Regions from separate parts of the Homo sapiens genome. Here regions 2 and 3 are each linked to region 1. Evidence: chromatin loops called from intact Hi-C (ENCODE). Cell type or tissue: heart right ventricle. All regions are shown on one strand.

Evidence for each region. Peaks named below come from ENCODE experiments on the same cell type or tissue, not always from the same donor. Only the 100,000 strongest peaks of a DNase experiment are listed, where the experiment ranks them.
Region 2: it touches region 1 in a loop (7-fold over the local background); 48 of 110 quality-filtered maps call a loop at or near these places.
Region 3: a loop joins it to region 1, with 10 times the contacts of the local background. A loop is called at or near these places in 41 of 110 quality-filtered maps.

What each region holds. Positions count from the first base shown.
Region 1 is chr1:161,740,661-161,743,160 of GRCh38, reverse strand. No RefSeq gene overlaps it. Among named protein-coding and RNA genes, the nearest start is that of DUSP12, 7.9 kb to the left of the region's middle. In heart right ventricle, CTCF peaks have their summits at 1,309 and 1,516 (motif pointing right); no DNase peak of the experiment used is centred here; H3K27ac peaks cover 278 bases.
Region 2 is chr1:161,646,477-161,648,976 of GRCh38, reverse strand. It overlaps a transcript of FCGR2B not described here. Among named protein-coding and RNA genes, the nearest start is that of FCGR2B, 15 kb to the left of the region's middle. RefSeq lists a silencer at 1,483-1,542. In heart right ventricle, a CTCF peak has its summit at 1,218; no DNase peak of the experiment used is centred here.
Region 3 is chr1:161,564,885-161,567,384 of GRCh38, reverse strand. No RefSeq gene overlaps it. Among named protein-coding and RNA genes, the nearest start is that of FCGR3A, 16 kb to the right of the region's middle. In heart right ventricle, a CTCF peak has its summit at 1,027; no DNase peak of the experiment used is centred here.

The sequences.
Region 1 (2,500 bases):
TGAACTTCACCCCTGGGCCTTTTCCCTTCGCTGAATTTTAATCTGTATCCTTTCACTCTAATAAACCATAACTTTGTATATCAGCTTTTCTGAGTTCTGTGAATCCTCCTAGTAAATCAGTGAGCCTGAGGGAGCCTGAGGGAGCCTGAGGATGATCTTGGTGACTGCCGATACAGCATCCACTGTCTATAATATTGAATAACTGGAGACATCTAAATGACTACAAGTAATAGATTGGTTAAATGGGTTGTTTTATCAATTCAGTGAAATACTAGGCAACTACTAAGAAATATAACAAAGAGGGATGTGGTAGCTATATCAGAAAGTTTTTTAAAATAATATTTTTTTATTTTGTGGGTACATACTAGGTGTATATATTTATGGGGTACATGAGATGTTTTGATATAGGCGTGCAATGTGTAATAATCACATTACAGAAAATGGGGTATCCATCCCCTCAAGCATTTATCCTTTGTGCTACAATCCAATTACACCCTTTTACTTATTTTTAAATGTAAAATTATATTATTATTGAGTATAGTCATCCTGTTGTGCTATCAAATACTAGGCCTTATTCTATTTCTTTTTCTTTTGGTAACAATTAATCATCCTCACCTCCTCCCTAACCGCCAGCTACCCTTCCCAGCCTCTGGTAACCATCCTTCTACTCTCTATCTCCATAAGTTCAATTGTTTTGATTTTTAGATCCCATAAATAAGTAAGAACGTGCGATGTTTGTCTTTCTCTACCTGGCTTATTTCACTCACATAATGATCCACAGTTCCATCTATGTTGTTGCTAGTGACTGAATCTAATTCTTTCTATGGCTGAGTAGTACTCTATCACATGAGTACCACATTTTCTTTATCCATTCATCTGTCGATGGACACATAGGTTGCTTCCATATCTTGGCTACTGTGAATAGTGCTGCAGCAAACACGGAAGTGCAGATATCTCTTTGACATACTGATTTCCTTTCTTTGGGGTATATACCTAGCAGTGGGATTGCTGGATTGTATGGTTATATCATAAAGTTTTAAAAAGCTGGTTTACAAGTAGAAATGTCTGAGCACATTTACTTTAAAAATACATATATGTATGCACATATATGAAAAATGTTGAAAGATAGATGGTATATAAAACCATTAACTAGTTATTTATGGGAGTGGGCATTATGAGAGAGACTTACATGAAATGCATTATGTACTTCTTCTTATATAGTTTTTATTTATCTATTTCAACTAGTATTATTAAAATTCTTCACCATGAAGAATAATAGATATTTATATTCTGGAAAAGAGGTGAAACGTAAGGGTTCATTTACTGACATTTTATTATGGTATCCTTAGAAGTGAGATTTCCCTTCTCAATTCCCTAAAATTACTGCATAAGTTCCTTCAAGGATAGGGGCAGGAGACACATCTCGATTGTTACTGAATGCCCGCAGAGGCTGGCTCAGTATATATCTAACTGGGAGTGAATTTAACAGCTTCTGTATTTAGGATTTTAGCCACTAGGGGGCATTATTTGCCTTTTGGTAAAATACGTTTTCTCTGCACTTGTCTTGAAAAAAGGAAAAATGAATATGGAAGCCCTGTAAGAGCATAATCAGGATGTTAGGCCCAAGGAAGGAAATGCTATCTTTAGAGAGGGAGCTGGGTTGCTTTCCCGTCAAGGAAAGGAGAAGAGGCTCTCTGTTTTAGGATTAGTAGATACACACAAACACACACACACACACACACACACACACACACACACAGCCACAATTTGTTTTTATCACCATTAAAACTGCAATCTTGATGAATATTGAGTAAGCAAAAATTTCTTATAAATGCTAAGAGATCGTCAAGTGTGCGATGGCTTGCTTTTTTGAGAAGGCACCCATTTTATGTAACAAGGCTGACCGCATGCGGATACACATGACCCCAGTCTTCTTACTCTAGTTGTTTCTCAAAACTTGTGGGCTTCTAGAGCATAGTCACAGTTGTGATTTATAATTATCATCTATAGAACATTTACTATAAGTGCAGATCTCTGCTGAGCAGTCACAGAGAAATTTCCCTTCTTTTGTCTCATCACCTCCTCATCATGGTCCAAATACAAGTTCCTCTTTCTATTAATATTTCCAGCATTGCCACCAGTGCCCTCCTGCATCCGTGAGTTATCAGTAACTGTTTGTCAATTTTTACAATTATGTTCTTAATGCGACTTAAGATCTAGGACAGATGTGAAAATATACTTTGAGGCTCCCAAATAACAATGTCGAACAAAAATATAAATGGAAGAATAATAACATGATTCTATAGAAGGTAGGTACCTAGGACGTGATGAGTTCAAATTTAGCACTGTCTTTGAGGCACATAGTCTGAGGCCAGAGAAAACCTAGAAGTGAATCCCAAGCTGCATCTGGGCCTGCTACTTACTAATAGGTAATCGTGTACTCTTAAAAAGTTATTTGATTTCCCAAGTCTCAGCTCCTTAATATGTAAAATAGGAATAA
Region 2 (2,500 bases), 94 kb after region 1:
TTTTCTCAAATAATACAAAATATATTTTTGGTATAATCATTATTGAAATATAATATTAAAAAAAGTTCCAGCCTGACAAACATGATGAAATTCCATCTCTATTAAATAAAAATTAAAAAATTAGTCAGGCATGCTGGTGTGTGCCTGTAGTCCCATCTACTCTGGAGGCTGAGGCATGAGAATCACTTGAACCTGGAACATAGAGGTTACAATGAGCCAAGCTTGCGCCACTGTACTCCAGCCTGGGCGACAGAGCAAAACTCTGCCTCAAAAAAAAGAAAGAAAAAATTAAGACATCATTTGAAAAGTTAGTAGGAAAGCCACAGAGTAGGAGGAATATTTGTAATAGGTATATTTGACAAAAGACATATCTAAAATACATAAAAAACTATTAAAAATCAATGAGAAGATAAGCTAATTCGTAAGTGTGCAAAAGCCTTAAACAGAAACATCATAAAAAAGGATATCCAAATGACCAAATAAGCACATAAAAAGATAATAAGTCACTACTTATCAGGGAAACGCACATTAAAAACACAATATCACTGTATACCCACCTGGGTGGCTAAAGTTTAAAAGATTAACAAGACCATGATATACCTCAATTAAAAACAAACAAGAAAATCTCAAATTGCCTAATAGGTTAGATCACCACCCTACTCAAAATTCTTCAATGATTTTACATTGCTTTCAGGATGATATTAAACCCTTCAAAGTGACATTCAAACACTTCGGGATGGCACATAGCATCTGAGAGTGTATGTAATATCACAGCTGCCCCACGGCACAGGATGCTATGTGCCATACTGAAGATTCCAGCACCTAGAGTCTTGAGGTATATTGCGGTCTTGTCAGATTCTGCCCAATCCTATTCTTAACTTCCCCAAGCTTGCCATGCTATTGCCATGTTTGAGCCCATGCTGCTTTCTGTGAACAAAGCTATCTTCCCAACTCATACTTATCCTTCAAGATCAAACTCCTTCTCCATAAAGCCTTCCATGAGTTACACATAGCTAAACTGTTGTTCACAAGACGAAGGGTCGTCTACGAGTCGCTGACTCTCCGGGATCTGCCCTACTTTCACAAGGACATGCCCCATTTATGAACACACGAAGCACAGTGTGCCATATTTTGGGTACCTTGACCTGAGGAGAATGTTGTAAATGGATTTGTTTTATTTCTTCTGGGCTTAGAAATGTAAACTGTTTGCTGTTCTCTACTGCCCTCTGTTGAAACAAAAGTGGACAATATACATCTCTTCTGCAGGACGAAGGAATCCAGTTTACAAGGAAATGAAAGAGAGATCTGAGTGGTTTAATGCAAGAAACAGCCAACTAATGGTCTAGGGGAGTGAAATTAAGAGTCCAGAGCAGGCCGGGCACAGTGGCTCACACCTCTAATGCTAGCACTTTAGGAGGCCGAGGCGGTGGGGGGAATCACCTGAGGTCAGGAGTTCAAGACCAGCCTGGCCAACATGGCAAAACCCTGTCCCTACTAAAAGTACAAAAATTAGACGGGCATGCTGGTGGGTGCCTGTAGTCCCAGCTACTCAGGAGGCTGAGGCAGGAGAATTGCTTGAACCCGGCAGGCGGGGGTTGCAGTGAGCCGAAATCACACTACTGCACTCCAGCCTGGGTGACAAGAGCGAGACTCAATCTCAAAAAAAAAAAAAAAAAAAAGAGTCCAGAGCAAAGAGAACCCGGGGCTGCACTTACCTTAAGCCACTTGGTCTGCTCTTCTGATTGAATGTCTCTTGACCTCAGCATGACTTCAGACAGTGGTACTCAGAAAGAAAGGCTTGATTCATTCATCCGCACTCTGGCTTTAGACCCTTAGTGAGGAGGGTGGCATTTGAAGTTGTAGTAGAAAACTAGGAGTTAGATTCTAACACCTACGGTCTGCAACGCAAATGCGTTGGAACCTCCCCATCAGGCCTGTTTTGCCCTTTAACTGTATCAAGTGCATGTGTCTCCAGCAAGGGTAAAATTCAGGAGGGTGGGAACTTGGTCCTAAGCCAAACATGCTGAAGGATGCTGGAAAATGGTCCTGGGGAAGGTTGAAGCCATCCTCCTTAGTAGCAAGTAAATACTTGACAAGAACATTTGAAGAACTGTGAATGAGGCTCTAACCAATTCAAACTTGCCTCCTTGTCACTGGAAATAGACCTGCTGCAAGGTATCAGCAAATAAGGAGTCATCTCTTTGGCTTCCAGTTAATTTTCTAAAAGCACAATTCAGCTCCAGTCTGTGTCTCTAGCTCTAGCCCAGATTTCTCCTTCCAGTTACCCAGCTGATATTGACCACTCTCCTGCTATGTCCACAGGCACCTCAAACGCAGAATATCCAAACCTGAACTTACCATCTCTCCCCAACCCCTTCCAGCTAAGCTTCTTTCCATCATATTCCCCACCTCAGGGAATGGCACCTCCTAAAGCAGGAATCTGGATATCATTGTGATTCCCACATTCTCTTTCATAACCCACATCCAATTGTGCCGGTTC
Region 3 (2,500 bases), 180 kb after region 1:
TACAATGAGCCAAGCTTGCGCCACTGCACTCCAGCCTGGGCGACAGAGCAAGACTCTGCCTCAAAAAAAAGAAAAAAAAGAAAAAATTAAGACATCATTTGAAAAGTTAGTAGGAAAGCCACAGAGTAGGAGAAATATTTGTAATAGGTATATTTGACAAAAGACATATCTAAAATACATAAAAAACTATTAAAAATCAATGAGAAGAAGATAAGCCAATTCGTAAGTGTGCAAAAGACTTAAACAGAAACATCATAAAAAAGGATATCCAAATGACCAAATAAGCACATAAAAAGATAATAAGTCACTACTTATCAGGGAAACGCACATTAAAAACACAATATCACTGTATACCCACCTGGGTGGCTAAAGTTTAAAAGATTAACAAGACCATGATATACCTCAATTAAAAACAAACAAGAAAATCTCAAATTGCCTAATAGGTTAGATCACCACCCTACTCAAAATTCTTCAATGATTTTACATTGCTTTCAGGATGATATTAAACCCTTCAAAGTGACATTCAAACACTTCGGGATGGCACATAGCATCTGAGAGTGTATGTAATATCACAGCTGCCCCACGGCACAGGATGCTATGTGCCATACTGAAGATTCCAGCACCTAGAGTCTTGAGGTATATTGCGGTCTTGTCAGATTCTGCCCAATCCTATTCCTAACTTCCCCAAGCTTGCCATGCTATTGCCATGTTTGAGCCCATGCTGCTTTCTGTGAACAAAGCTATCTTGCCAACTCATACTTATCCTTCAAGATCAAACTCCTTCTCCATAAAGCCTTCCATGAGTTACACATAACTAAACTGTTGTTCACAAGAGGAAGAGTCGTCTACGAGTCGCTGACTCTCCGGGATCTGCCCTACTTTCACAAAGACATGCCCCATTTATGAACACACGAAGCACAGTGTGCCATATTTTGGGTACCTTGACCTGGGGAGAATGTTGTAAATGGATTTGTTTTGTTTCTTCTGGGCTTAGAAATGTAAACTGTTTGCTGTTCTCTACTGCCCTCTGTTGAAACAAAAGTGGACAGTGTACATCTCTTCTGCAGGACAAAGGAATCCAGTTTACAAGGAAATGAAAGAGAGATCTGAGTGGTTTAATGCAACAAACAGCCAACTAATGGTCTAGGGGAGTGAGATTAAGAGTCCAGAGCAGGCCGGGCACAGTGGCTCACGCCTGTAATCCCAGCACTTTGGGAGGCCGAGGCGGGCGGATCACGAGGTCAGGAGATCGAGACCATCCCGGCTAAAACGGTGAAACCCCGTCTCTACTAAAAATACAAAAAATTAGCCGGGCGTAGTGGCGGGCGCCTGTAGTCCCAGCTACTTGGGAGGCTGAGGCAGGAGAATGGCGTGAACCCGGGAGGCGGAGCTTGCAGTGAGCCGAGATCCCGCCACTGCACTCCAGCCTGGGCGACAGAGGGAGACTCCGTCTCAAAAAAAAAAAAAAAAAAAAAAAAGAGTCCAGAGCAAGGAGAACCCGGGGCTGCACTTACCTTAAGCCACTTGGTCTGCTCTTCTGATTGAATGTCTCTTGACCTCAGCATGACTTCAGACAGTGGTACTCAGAAAGAAAGGCTTGATTCATTCATCCGCACTCTGGCTTTAGACCCTTAGTGAGGAGGGTGGCATTTGAAGTTGTAGTAGAAAACTAGGAGTTAGATTCTAACGCCTACGGTCTGCAACGCAAATGCGTTGGAACCTCCCCATCAGGCCTGTTTTGCCCTTTAACTGTATCAAGTGCATGTGTCTCCAGCAAGGGTAAAATTCAGTAGGGTGGGAACTTGGTCCTAAGCAAACATGCTGAAGGATGCTGGAAAATGGTCCTGGGGAAGGTTGAAGCCATCCTCCTTAGTAGCAAGTAAATACTTGACAAGAACATTTGAAGAACTGTGAATGAGGCTCTAACCAATTCAAACTTGCCTCCTTGTCACTGGAAATAGACCTGCTGCAAGGTATCAGCAAATAAGGAGTCATCTCTTTGGCTTCCAGTTAATTTTCTAAAAGCACAATTCAGCTCCAGTCTGTGTCTCTAGCTCTAGCCCAGATTTCTCCTTCCAGTTACCCAGCTGATATTGACCACTCCCCTGCTATGTCCACAGGCACCTCAAACGCAGAATATCCAAACCTGAACTTACCATCTCTCCACAACCCCTTCCAGCTAAGCTTCTTTCCATCATATTCCCCACCTCAGGGAATGGCACCTCCTAAGGCAGGAATCTGGATATCATTGTGATTCCCACATTCTCTTTCATAACCCACATCCAATTGTGCCAGTTCTCCTTGCTAAATATCTCAACCCCACCACCATTACCTTAGCCTGAGGCTATCTTCATCTGCCACCATGACTACCGCAAGAGACCAACTCATCTTTCTGCTCCCAGTCTTACTCCTCCAGCCTATTTACAAGCAGCAACCAGAGTAATTTTGTTAAAGTACAAATTATATTATGTCACTTTCCTGCTTCAAATAATTCAGTGGC